Regions from separate parts of the Homo sapiens genome. Here region 1 is linked to region 2. The links are chromatin contacts, found by Hi-C or POLR2A ChIA-PET in ENCODE. All regions are on one chromosome and are shown on one strand. Each heading gives the region's core, a stretch centred on a gene start or an enhancer-like site at or near the end of the contact. The rest is flanking DNA. Distances are from core to core; before and after follow the strand shown. Region 1 overlaps ZFPM1 (zinc finger protein, FOG family member 1). Region 2 holds the start of CDT1 (chromatin licensing and DNA replication factor 1).

Region 1 (5,464 bases), core at 2,776-5,275, 270 kb after region 2:
TGACTTCAACAGATGCAGACCCCTCCTCTGTGTCGGCCACTTGTGGGTGCCTGGGAGGCAGAGGTCAAGCAGGCGCAGCCCCAGCTTTCAAAGGAGACAGGCCAGTAGGCGACGGGCAAGAGGACAGAGATGCAGAGTGACCGTTCCTACGTGGGAGTGAGCTGGGGACAGAGGTGCAGAGTGACCATTCCTACACGGGAGCGAGCTGGGGACAGAGGTGCAGAGTGACCGTTCCTACGCGGGAAGTGAGCCAGGGACAGGTCTGAGGGGGCACCTAAGCTGAGAGCTGGATGACAAGGACAGCCTCGGAGGAGTAGAGAGGGCATCAGGAGGCACTGCCTGGAGCAACCAGCTGCAGCATGGAGCCCAGCGGGTGGTGGGCTTAGCAGGGCCAGGGGCTGCCGTCGGGACAGGCCGCCAACGGGAGGCTCCTCTCCTCTGTGCTGAGGCAGAGAAGGGGGACTTCTGACCTCTGAAGGATGGGGCCAGTAACAGAAGGGGTTTTACGCGAAGCACAGGCACCTGGGGGCGGGGACGGGCCTCAGAGCAGGGTGAGCCTGGGAGAGGGGAGCGGTGGCAGCTGTGTGAGGAGTGGACCCTCGAGATTTGGAAGCGGCTGTTCAGAGAGACTCAAGGGTGAAGTCCCAGGTCTGGGAGTCGGCGATGGTGGATGGGTTTGGGAAGCGGTGGGATTTGGACAAATCAAGCATTGCTTTGACAATGAAGGGTGAATAGGCAAGGCTGATGCTCTCCAGCTTGAGGGGCAGGGGGCCACTGAGGATGCCTATGCAGGTGAGGGGAGGAGACAGGTGGGCTGGTGGGGAGACAGGTGGGCTCGGGGTGATGCCTGTGCAGGTGAGGGGAGGAGACAGTGAGCCAGGGGGGTGCTTGCACTGGTGTGGGGAGACAGGTGGGCTTGGGGGAGGGGAACACCTGCACAGGTGTGGGCAGAAGTTACAGGTGCGTGGGGTTACAGTCACTCATGGTACATCAAGGGCCTGGAAGGACACAGGGGCTGTAGGTCTGCAGGTCTGGGGCTCAGGGGAGGCGTGGCTAGACTACAGAATTAGTGGAGAGAAGACCATGAGCCCACCCCAGGAGTGTGGAGGGAGAACTTCAAGGGGAGACCAGGGCAGACTCAGAGCCTTGAACCTGGCTCAGCAGAGAACCAGCTGGGGGGCCGAGGGGGTGTCTGTGAGCAGGGCAGGCAGCTTCCTGGGGAGAGGCGGGAGAAGGCCTGGGCCACCACCGAGTCAGCGGCTACAGGGGAGGCACAGGGTGGAGGCCCAGGCGGTGGTCTGGTGGGGGGAGACTGGGGTGATGGCTTGAGGGAGTAGGGGTGACTGATGGCGTCTGCCAGGTGTGGGGGCCCCAGGGTCTGTGCAGAAGACGCGTGCCCGAGGCGAGTCCTGGGTGCGATGGGGACGGGCTCTGGCCACACGCCAATGACCTGGGACGGGCGATGGCAGCGGTACCCAGCCCTGCATGGTGGGGACAGTAGGGGGTTATGCAAGCCAGGACAGGCGCAGGGCCCTTCGTGAGGCTCAGTGTGCTGCCCTAAGCTTCGAGTCCGGGCCGTGGCGGGGCCCTCTGGGGTGACTTCAGGTCTGGGTCCCGGTCACAGGGTCCTTGCTGCCTCTGAGATGAGCCCCCAGGAAGGGTTGCCAGGCCCGAACTCCCACTCCTGCGGCACAGGTGTGGACACTGAGGCACGTCTGGGTGCATGGCGGGTTTGTGCGGCACTGCTGGGCTGTCTTCCAGATTCTCCTCTGCGTCTTGCATTCCAGGGCCTCGCTTGGTCAGGTTTGGGGTGGGGCTCAAAGGGGGTGAGGACACTGGAGTTGTGTTTTTTACCCCCTTTGAGCACCTGTCACTCACCAGAGACTGTATTCGTAGTTTCTAGACACCTTTAAACAGTTTACTTTTAAATGTACACACAGTGACAACCCCCCACCAGGTTTCTATTTTTTAGAACATCTTGTACCCTGCGCCCGCACCTGGGGAGGACTTGGGGGCAGAGCCTCCTGAACCCTCCACGCAAATTCATGCACAACAATGCAAATGATGAGCAGACTTGAGGGGTCCGTGCCTCCCGTCCCCGCTATCACCTGGTCTTCAACAGAAGGGGTGTCTGTGAGGAAAAGGCTGCTTGCCTTCCCTGGAGCTCAGGTCCCTGGGAGGGGGTGGAAGCCATGTCTGTCCATTGGCCTTGGCTACGGGCCCCATCTGGCCAGACCCTAGTGGGCAGGTGGACAAAGACATCAGAGACCACTGAAAGCGCTGCAGACCCAGGCCCACGAGCTGCGGGCAGGAGAGCGAGCCCTGGACTGGCTGGGAAGTGCCTCGGGCTTCTGAGGCAAGAGGCCGCTGCCTTCTTTGCCTGCACTCACCAGGGCTGCTGGGCAAAGCTGAAAAAAATGCAGCTAGTTCAAGTAGAGTTGGAAATGGGCTGGGAATGGTAGCTCGCGCCTGTCATCCTAATGTTCTGGGAGGCTGAGGCTGCAGGAGCACTGGAGGTCAGGAGTTTGAGACCATCTTGGGCAACACAGGAAGACCCTGTCTCTATAAAAATGTTTTAAAAGTTAGCCAGGTGTGGTGGGTCAAGCCTGTAGTCCCAGCTACTTGGGAGGCTGAGGCAGGAAGATGGTTTCAGCTCAGGAGTTTGAGGCTGCAGTGACTTATGATCGTGCCACTGAACTTCAGCCTGGGGAACCGAACAAGACCTTAGCTCTAAAAAATATAGGGTTGCCCAGCCTGGGCAACATAGGGAGACACCATTTCTACAAAAAACACAAAAACTAGCTGGGCATGGTGGTGTACACCTGTAGCCCCAGCTACTGAGGAAACTGAGGTGGGAAGATCACTTGAGCTCACGAGGTCAAGGCTGCAATGAGCCGTGAGTATCCCAGGGACTCCAGCCTGGGCAAGAGAGTGAGACCCAAAAATAAAAAAATAAAGTGACGTTGGGAATAGAAGAGTGTTTTTGTTCTCCAGTGAGAAAGCACGCTGGAGGCTGCCCACAGCCACCCAGCTGCAAACGGCACGGTGACACCGTGGCTGAACGCGGTCAGCCAAGTACTCCCTCAGTGTGGCCGGCCCATACAGCCCAGCAGGGCAGGGAAGACGGGGGGTGGGGGTGCCCTGACCCTTGCACCGACTCAGCCACCACAGGTGACTCCACCACACGGTTGTCCTCAGCCCTGGCTCTGAGGGAGAGATGCACCCACCAGTGAGCATCAGGACCCCCTCGAGGCCAGGGAATGCTTCGGCCTCGGTCTCCCTCTCCTGTCCACCTACTCGCCTGTTCTTCCCCCAGCCTTGGCCACCACAGGGCTTCATCCTCCCCAGGGCGCCCCCACCCCTGCCATCCCTGGTGGTCTGTGACTGGATGGGGGACATCGGACCCCCAGGACCATGCAGGGTTGGGGGATGGCCAGCCAGGTCAGTGCCCCTCTCTTCCGTGTCTGGCGGCCAAGTAGACCGTGGAGAGGGTCAGCAGTGTGGAGGCTGCTCTCCCTAGGGGGGTATGGACAGGGCTGGGGTGGGGTAGGCCCAGAGCGGCTGGCCCTGCAGTGGTTCAGTGTGTGCTGTGGCCTCCGACCTGACGCTCGGTCTAGCTCTTAGCACCCAGTGGTGTAACTCCGGCAGGGGCCCAGCCACTCCGGGCCGCAGTGGCCTGTGTACACAGCAGGGCTGGATGTGACACTGGCTGCGTGTGCCTGCTGGCTCAGAGAACTAGGCTGGCCCACCACCATGCTCATCAAACTGAACTTCTTTATTAAGTGCCAAGGGTCCAGGCGGGCGCTGCCCCCTGCGGCCCCCTCCGCCGAGGCCTGTGCGTGGCGGGGTTCCCAGGAGCGGCAGTCCGTGCGGCCTGGGGGCGGCCCCCTCCCCGCATCGCAGCGGGGCGTGCAAAGCGTCTGCGGCTGTAGTGTGGGCGCTCACTTCACGTGCTCGGCGGCGTGCGAGGAGCAGTAATACTTCTTGTGGGCGATGAAGGTGGACAGGCTGCTGAACTTGATGTTGCAAAGACGGCAGTACCGGTGGTTGCCGTTGGGCAGCGGCGCCGGCGTGCCCTTGCTGGGAGTCTGGACGCCCTTGTCCGAGTAGGAGGGGGGCGCCGGCGGGGGCGGCACGGCCTCGGGCGCGGCGGCCGGGGACGGGGGCGGGCCGGGCGGCGGCTCCTGGGGCTCCGGGCCGAGGCCGTCCCGGGGGCCACGGGACCCGGGCTGCGGGGAGGCGGCGGGGGCGGGAGCGGGCGAGGGGCCGCGGTCGGCCGGCGTCCGGGCCTCGACCCCCGGGCCGGCCAGGGGCGCGCCGAGCAGCAGGCCGTGCGCCAGGCGGAAATGCTCCAGCAGGTCCCCGCGCACCGGGCCGTTCGGGGGGCAGTAGGGGCAGGCGGCGGCGGGCAGGCCGAGCGCGCCGGGCGGTGGCGCAGCGGGGCACGAGTACTTCTTGTGCGCCAGGTAGGCCTCGAGGCTGTGGAAGCTCACGCGGCAGGCCGTGCACTCGTGGTAGTCGGCCAGCGCCGGTGCCGGGGCTCCGGGGAGCGGGCGCCGCGGCTTCTTGCTCAGGTCGATGGGGCCGTCGGCCGCGGGGCCGGGCGAGCGCGCAGGGGCGAGGCCGGGGCCGCTTCCGCTTCCGCTTCCGGGCCGCGGCGACTCGGGCGCGGGGGCGTGGCCGGGCGGCGGGGGGGGCGGGGCGCCGGCCGCGTGCAGCTCGTAGAGCTTGCGGCGTCTGCGCGTGCGCACAGGCGCGGCGGGAGAGGGGGCCGGGGGCGCGGCCGGCCCAGGGGGTCCCGGGGGCGCGGCCGGTCGGCGCGGCGGCGGGTCGTGGCGCGAGGCGCAGTAGTACCGCTTGTGCACGGTGTAGGTCTCGTGGCGGCTGAAGCGGATGTTGCAGGCCTCGCACAGCGTGCGGCTGGGGTCGTCCTCCGCGTCGTCCACGGAGCTACCCGGGCTCTGGCTGCCCTCGCTGCCCCGGCCGCCCGCGCCGTCCTCGGGCGTGGCCGCGCCCCCAGCCCCCTCCTCGCGCGCTCCGGGGCCCGGGGACGAGCGCGGCGCGTCGGGTTCGGCGGGCTGGCCGGGGGGCGCGCGGGCCGGGCCGGGGGGCGCCTTGGGCCTGCGCGCGGCAGGCGCGTCCTCGGGCGCACGGCGGCCTGAACAGTAGAGGCGCTTGTGCACGTAGTAGTTGTTGACGTTGCTGAAGGTGATCTCGCACTCGAAGCACGTAGCGCCCTTGGGGGCCCCGGGGAAGAGCCCGGTCTGCGCGCCGCCGGCGCCCGCGCCCGCGCCCTGCTGCAGCCGGCTGTGCACCAGCTCGGACATCTTGGCCAGGATCTCCGAGGCGGGGGGCGCCGCGTCGGGCCCGAACACGTACTGCGGAAGGAACAGGGCCCCGGCCAGGCCCAGCTCGCCGGGCACCGGGCTGGAGCCCGGCGTGGGGCTGGACAGCTCGGCCTTGA
Region 2 (5,968 bases), core at 303-2,802:
CATGCCACACACGATGGCTTTCGCGGCCCTTGCACACCCACCAGCACTGGCACCGTTAGGGGTAGCAGTGGTGACGGGAAAGCCCGGCTCCACACCCCAGCTCTGCTGTGTCCACGCAGCTCCCCCAGGGAAGCTCTGCCCTCTCCCCAGCGCAGTTTCGTCAGCTCTCAGGGGCAGAGGCAGACAACACACCAATGCATCAGGAGCATTTGAAACCTGCCAGAGTCCCCGAGGCAGGAGCTGCCCCCCGCAGGAGGGACTGAGGGCACAGCGCCAGCAGTGCCCGGGACCTTTTTCTCAGGGGTCTGGGTCCGCGCCCTGGTGACCTCACCACCACCCTCCCTGGAAGGAGCAGACCTGGGCCTCTGACAGGCTCGCTGGGCCACGCCTGCCACCAACCCGGCCTTTGCCGGGGCCTCGTGGCCGCCCACCCAGCACTCACCATGGCTCCTCAGGGCGGCCCTCGGCCTCTGGGGTGCAGGACTCCCCAGCATCCTGGGCACTGGCCTTCAGCGCCCGGACTCTTGCCCCCAGCTCCCGGGCCCGTTGCAGGCATGACGCAAGCTCAGAGATGGTGTCCTTCAGGGGGATCAGGGGACACGGTGCCGTCAGGCAGGCAGGCAGGCCGGCACCACTCAGCCCTCCCGCATCTGCCCCAGGCCCCGCCCCTCACCTGGTCCTGCGCGGATGTCAGGTGGGGCGGCTGACCTGCTGCCGGGGTGGATTTCTTTATCTTCTGGCCCGGAGAAGGGCAGGCTGGGATGTCTGGGGCCTCGGGGGTACTGGGGCTGGAAACCTGGTGGGAGGGACCCCAAGGGTGAACTCATGACAAGACCTGGTGCTCCTGGCTCTGCAGAGGACCCCGAAGGATCAGAAGCCGCTCTGAGTTAACTGGGACGGGCATGGCTGGGGGGCTTAGGACTTCCCGTAGATGGTGGTCTGTGCTAAGGCCGGGGACACAGCCTTGCTCTCGTCTTCCGGGGCCGTTTCCAGGTCGGACCCCTGCCCTGGCCTCGCAGAGAAGCTGGACTTCCAGCCCCATCATCGGATCCCGGTGCAAGCCCCCCAGTGCCTCCTGCTCATCTCAGGAGCCAGCCAAGTCCCCAGTGGTGGCAGGGCGCCCCCAGGATCCCCCGGCCTGTCCCAGAGTTCCCTGCGCCCCGTCCCCCCCGCCTGTTTCCCCGCCCCCGTCCCTCCGCCTCAGTTTCCCCGAGCCCTGCCCCCCGGGCCTCAGTCTCCCCGCCCCCAACTCCCCGGCCTCAGTCTCCCCACGCCCCTCACCTCGTCCACCGACAGCCGCAGTCTCCTGCGGGCCGGTGGCCTGGCCTGGTCGCGTCCGGGGGCGGCGGGCGGGCGGGCGCGCTTGCGGCTGCCACTGGTAGCGGAGGCCGGGGCGCGGAGTGCGGGCCTGGCGGGGCTGGGGGTGCGGCAGGCCAGCTTGGGCGGCGCGATGCGGGGGGGCCCGGGGCGGCGGCGCGCGAAGAAGTCGGTGACGCGGCGCTGCTCCATGGCGGCGGAGTGCGCGGCGAAAGCAAGGAAAGAAGGAAGGGAGGAAGAGGCGGGCGCGGTTCCCGCCAAATTTCCCGCGGGCGCCCTGGCCCCGCCCCCGGCGCGGACCGAACCATCGGGGCAGAGCACGGGGGGAGGGAAGGGACGGGGCGCGCATGCGCGCTGGTGGGCGCGGGCACCGGCTTGGCCGCGCGCATGCGCCGACGTGCGGGCGTGGACTCGCCGGCGGGCGCCGTCGTGCGTGGGACTTTAGCGCGGTCTCCGGATCCCGCGTGTGGCTCCCACTTTTCAGGGCGTGTCAGTGGGGCCGCTGGCTTCAGGGTCAGAATGAGCGCAATCCAGGCAAACAGCAGCGCGCGCCTGACAAAACCCCGGCGCTGCCCGGGGGAGCCGAGGACGGCGCGGCCTGGGGGGCTGCAGGCTCGAGCTGGTAAAGGCGCTTCCCCCGCGGGCCGCACGCTCCTTATTTCTTTTTTTAAAACTATTTCTGGCTGGGCGCGGTGGCTCACGCCTGTAATCCCAGTACTTTGGGAGGCCGAGGCGGGCGGATCATGAGGTCAGGAGATCGAGACCATCCTGGCTAACACGGTGAAACCCCGTCTCTACTAAAAATACAAAAAATTAGCCGGGCGTGGTGGTGGGCACCTGTGGTCCCAGCTACTCAAAAGGCTGAGGCCTGAGAATGGCGTGAACCCCGTGGGGCGGAGCCTGCAGTGAGCCGAGATCGCGCCACTGCACTCCAGCCTGGGCGACAGCGAGACTCCGTCTCAAAAAAAAAAAAAAAACTATTTCTATCGAGGCGGAGATTACGTTGCCGGGTGGTCTCGAACTCCCCGGTTCAGTGATCCGCTCTCTTGGAACTGCCCCCTCCCAAAGCGCTGCGATCACAGGCGTGGCCTCCGCGATCCGCGTTGCTCGCTTTTTAAAAGGGTGGATTTGATATGTGAATTATTTCTCAATCAAGCTATTACATGGAAACGAAGAAAAGGGGCCGGGCGCGATGGTTCACGCCTGTAATCCCAGCACTTTGAAAGGCCGAGGCGGGCGGATCACCTGAGGTCAGGAGTTCGAGACCAGCCTGACCAACATGGTAAAACCCCCTCTCTACTAAAAATACAAAAATTAGCCAGGCGTGGTGGCGGGCGCCTGTAATTCCAACTGCTTGGGGGGCTGAGGCAGCAGAATCGCTTGAACCCGGGAGGCGAAATGGCGCCACTGCACTTCAGCCTGAGCGAAAGAGCGAGAAACTCCGTCTCAAAAAAAAAAAAAAAAAAAAAAAAGGAAAGAAAAGAAACTGCCTTTAGCATGGCTGAGGGCTGAGATTTTAAAGTTTTAGTTCTTAAAACCTATAGCGCTCCTATCTGGGAAACGGCCTAGAGCGCGGTTTATCTGGAGAGCCCGAGCCACAGCCACTCCTTCCAGAGACGCCAATAAGCAGGGCCAGGCGCAGCGCTGCGGAAGTCCCCCGCAAAGCAATGCGGGCCGCCGGGGCCTGGAGGCCTGCGAGGGAAGGGGACGCGGGTGGAGGCGGCCAGGGCTCAGAGGAGGGCTTCTGTTTTCCCATTTTCCAAGTTTTCTGTAAAAAGCGTGAATTGTGCCTATTTTTTTTTAAGTTAAAGGAATAGAAACCGGTTTGATGATGCAACTGGTGCTTGCAAAATACCTCAAAGGTGGCCTGCACGGTGGCTCACGCCTGTAATCCCAGCACTTTGGGAAGTCGAGGCGGGCGGATCACTTGAGGTCAGGAGTTCAAGACCAGCCTGGCCAACATGGCAAAACCCCGTCTCTACAATAAATACAAAAATTAGCCGGACGTGATGGCAGGCACCTGTAATCTCTGCTACTCAGGATCCCGCCACTACACTCCAGCAGCCTGGGCAACAGAGCGAGACTCCATCTCCAAAACAAAACACCTCAAAAGTGAGGACGTTCATAAGTGGGGGGATGGGGAGGGCGTGGTGAGGCATTTGTTTTCCATCTGTATATAAGGGATCAGCACCTAGACCTGTGTTTTGCAAGCAGCTGGTAGCAAATTTTTAGTGGGTCAAGAAATAAATATGGAAGACTGAGACCCACATTTTTTAAAGCTACGTTTTGTTGAAAAGTTTTGTTTTGGTACACGTGCTTTTTTTTTTTTTTTTTTTGATCACCCAGGCTGGAGTGAAGTAGCTTAGCCTCCACTCCTGGGCTAAAGGAATCCCCCTGCCTTGGCCTCCCAAGTAGCTGGGGCTACAGGCGTGAGCCACCACGCGTGGCTAAATGTTTGTTTTTTGTTTTTGTTTTTTTGTAGAGACGGCATCTCACCATGTTACCCAGGCTGGTCTCGAACTCCTGGACTGAAGCGATCTCCCTGCCTCGGCCTCCCAAGTAGCTGGGGCTACAGGCGTGAGCCACCACACCTGGCCACACCACACATTAAACAAACAATGTATTTCTTCAGTCAAAACTAGTTGCAGGTTGGGGCAGGAACTGACTTGGAAGGAGCACGAGGCAATTTTCTAGGGTGATAGAAATGGTCTAGATCATGACAGGTTTGGGTCACATAAGTGTATGAATTTATCAAAATCTGAGGGTAGCTTAAGATTTGTGTATTTTATGGTATGTAAATTTATTTAAAAGCCAAATTATCAGCAAATATCGAACTCTAGTCAATGACATGCATGCAGAAGTGTTTAGGAATAACAGATGTCTGACACTTTAAAATGCATCAAATAAGATGGACAGGCTGGGCGCAGTGACTCACACCTGTAATCCCAGCACTTTGCGAGGCCGAGGCGGGTGGATCATCTGAGGTCAGGAGTTCGAGACCAGCCTGGCCAACATGGTAAAACCCCATCTCTACCAAAAATACAAAAATTAGCTGGGTGTGGTGGCGGGCATCTGTAATCCCAGCTAGTCGGGAGGCTGAGGCAGGAGAATCGCTTGAACCCGGGAGGTGGAGGTTGTAATGAACTGAGATCCTGCCACTGCACTGCAGCCTGGTGACAGCGAGACTCCATCTCAACAACAACAACAAAAAGAACAGTGTAGAACATTAAGATAGAGTCTGAGGGGTAAATGAGATTCAACTTCTCTGGATGTTTGAATTTTTTGAAAATAGAACGTCTTGAAAAGGCGTATTTCGCACTGTGGGTTTTGGACAAAAGAGTTTGAAGGCCCCTGGGACCAGACAACCTCCAGCAGGGCAGTTAGCTCATAAGGCACCTTTGTGAAAAACGGCTTGACAAGTGGAGCCACGGGGATCTCAGCCCCCGCTGCTCCCTTGGCCAGGAACCCTTGTGCAGGCCTTAGCTGGCACAGCTCTGCGTGGCGACCCTTGCTTGGGAGTCTCTTCAGCTGTAATATTCCATTCTGTTCTAATCAAGATGGGGATCCTGGCTTTTCTCAAAGGGGGCAGAAAGTGATCTGGGAGTCATAGTGGAACACAAACCAAATAGAAGTCGGCTACGTATGAAAGAGGGAAAATGTAAAATGTTAGAGCTGTAATGGGAGCATGAATTACAGACGCATCCTCTCCTTAGGACCATCTGCAGTAAGGGGACCTTGCAAATCCTTGACATCGTAACCGTTTGTCAGGTAGGAGGGAGCTGTCACCTCCCCTGGTGACGTGGCGGCTCCCCACTCTGTCTCCCATTGAGAATAAGGAAACAGCTGGTCTCAGAGAGGCAGCGTTAGCGGCACTTAACCACAAGCAACTGCTCCACATCTGGCTGCTGGTGCAACCGTTTGGCCCGGTCCCTGCCTTCCATAGATAAGCTGATGGACAGGATGCTGCCAGAAGCGTCTCCAAGGCCTTCAAAATGCCAAGGCGACTCCAGCATTTCTTCTCTCCTGCCACCTGCCCACGCACCAGCCGGAACCACAGGGTACTGCGCTGGACTCCTGGAGCCATGCCAGGGGCCAAGGTTAGGCCCATGGTCATGAGATGCTCCCAGAGACCACCTCAGGATGGGGGCTTCCTTCCTGACTTCAGCACAGCAGCACCTGTCACCACTCACCTCAAGAGGTGGCTCCCGAGCCTCCTGGGAGGGAAGGGGCCATGGCAGTTGCTGTCATCGTGGCCAGCCCTGGGGCTCCAGCCGGGGGCAGAAGCAGGCTCTGGAATGAGCTTGGACCCAGAAGTACAGTGCACAGGGGCTGGTAAGAGTGCAGGCATGAATGTAGCTTGGGTCTGGCTCTGTGTGGGGCAAGGGGCCAGGCTTCAGAAGTGTTGGGAGCTGGGAGGCTGAGGGTGGGGCCGGTGTTCACAACTCACAACCAACAGGTTGGAAGGGGGCACCCAGTGCCTTGGGGGCCATGCCCGGCCTGAGTGCAATGGCCCATGTCAATTATGGTGGCTCAGGATCCAGCCATGGCAACTGCTCAGTATTTTCAATGTCACCCCTGGAGAGTAGGCCATTCAGGATGACTTCTGCCTTGGAGGGGTCCTTGGAAAATTGCCTTGTTCACCTGCAGTGAT

What was found. A loop is a pair of places that touch in the nucleus more often than their neighbours do. ChIA-PET counts read pairs that join two places held with the same protein, here RNA polymerase II (POLR2A). Pooled maps may share reads with other maps.
Region 1: a pooled map shows a loop between it and region 2 (16-fold over the local background). The contact joins the enhancer-like site here to the promoter of CDT1 in region 2. A Hi-C loop is called at or near these places in 1 of 168 maps with a recorded cell type or tissue (K562) and 6 of 50 pooled maps. POLR2A ChIA-PET finds 5 or more read pairs at or near these places in 3 of 52 experiments (K562, WTC11 and activated CD4-positive, alpha-beta T cell).

What each region holds. Positions count from the first base shown.
Region 1 is chr16:88,533,457-88,538,920 of GRCh38, reverse strand. ZFPM1 (zinc finger protein, FOG family member 1) reads right to left here. Exons shown (of 10, transcript NM_153813.3): 10 at 1,890-5,464. The coding sequence ends at 3,942. Among named protein-coding and RNA genes, the nearest start is that of ZFPM1-AS1, 5.1 kb to the right of the region's middle. RefSeq lists a silencer at 4,274-4,733 and enhancers at 4,375-4,936, 4,937-5,464. Within about 2 kb of position 4,025, at least 12 of the 41 ENCODE cell types and tissues checked have a DNase peak (open chromatin) inside an H3K27ac peak, as active enhancers do.
Region 2 is chr16:88,799,373-88,805,340 of GRCh38, reverse strand. CDT1 (chromatin licensing and DNA replication factor 1) reads right to left here and starts at 1,552. Exons shown (of 10, transcript NM_030928.4): 1 at 1,282-1,552; 2 at 674-796; 3 at 443-579. The coding sequence starts at 1,509. RefSeq lists enhancers at 1-120, 121-1,004, 1,723-2,298 and silencers at 1,361-1,470, 1,551-1,790.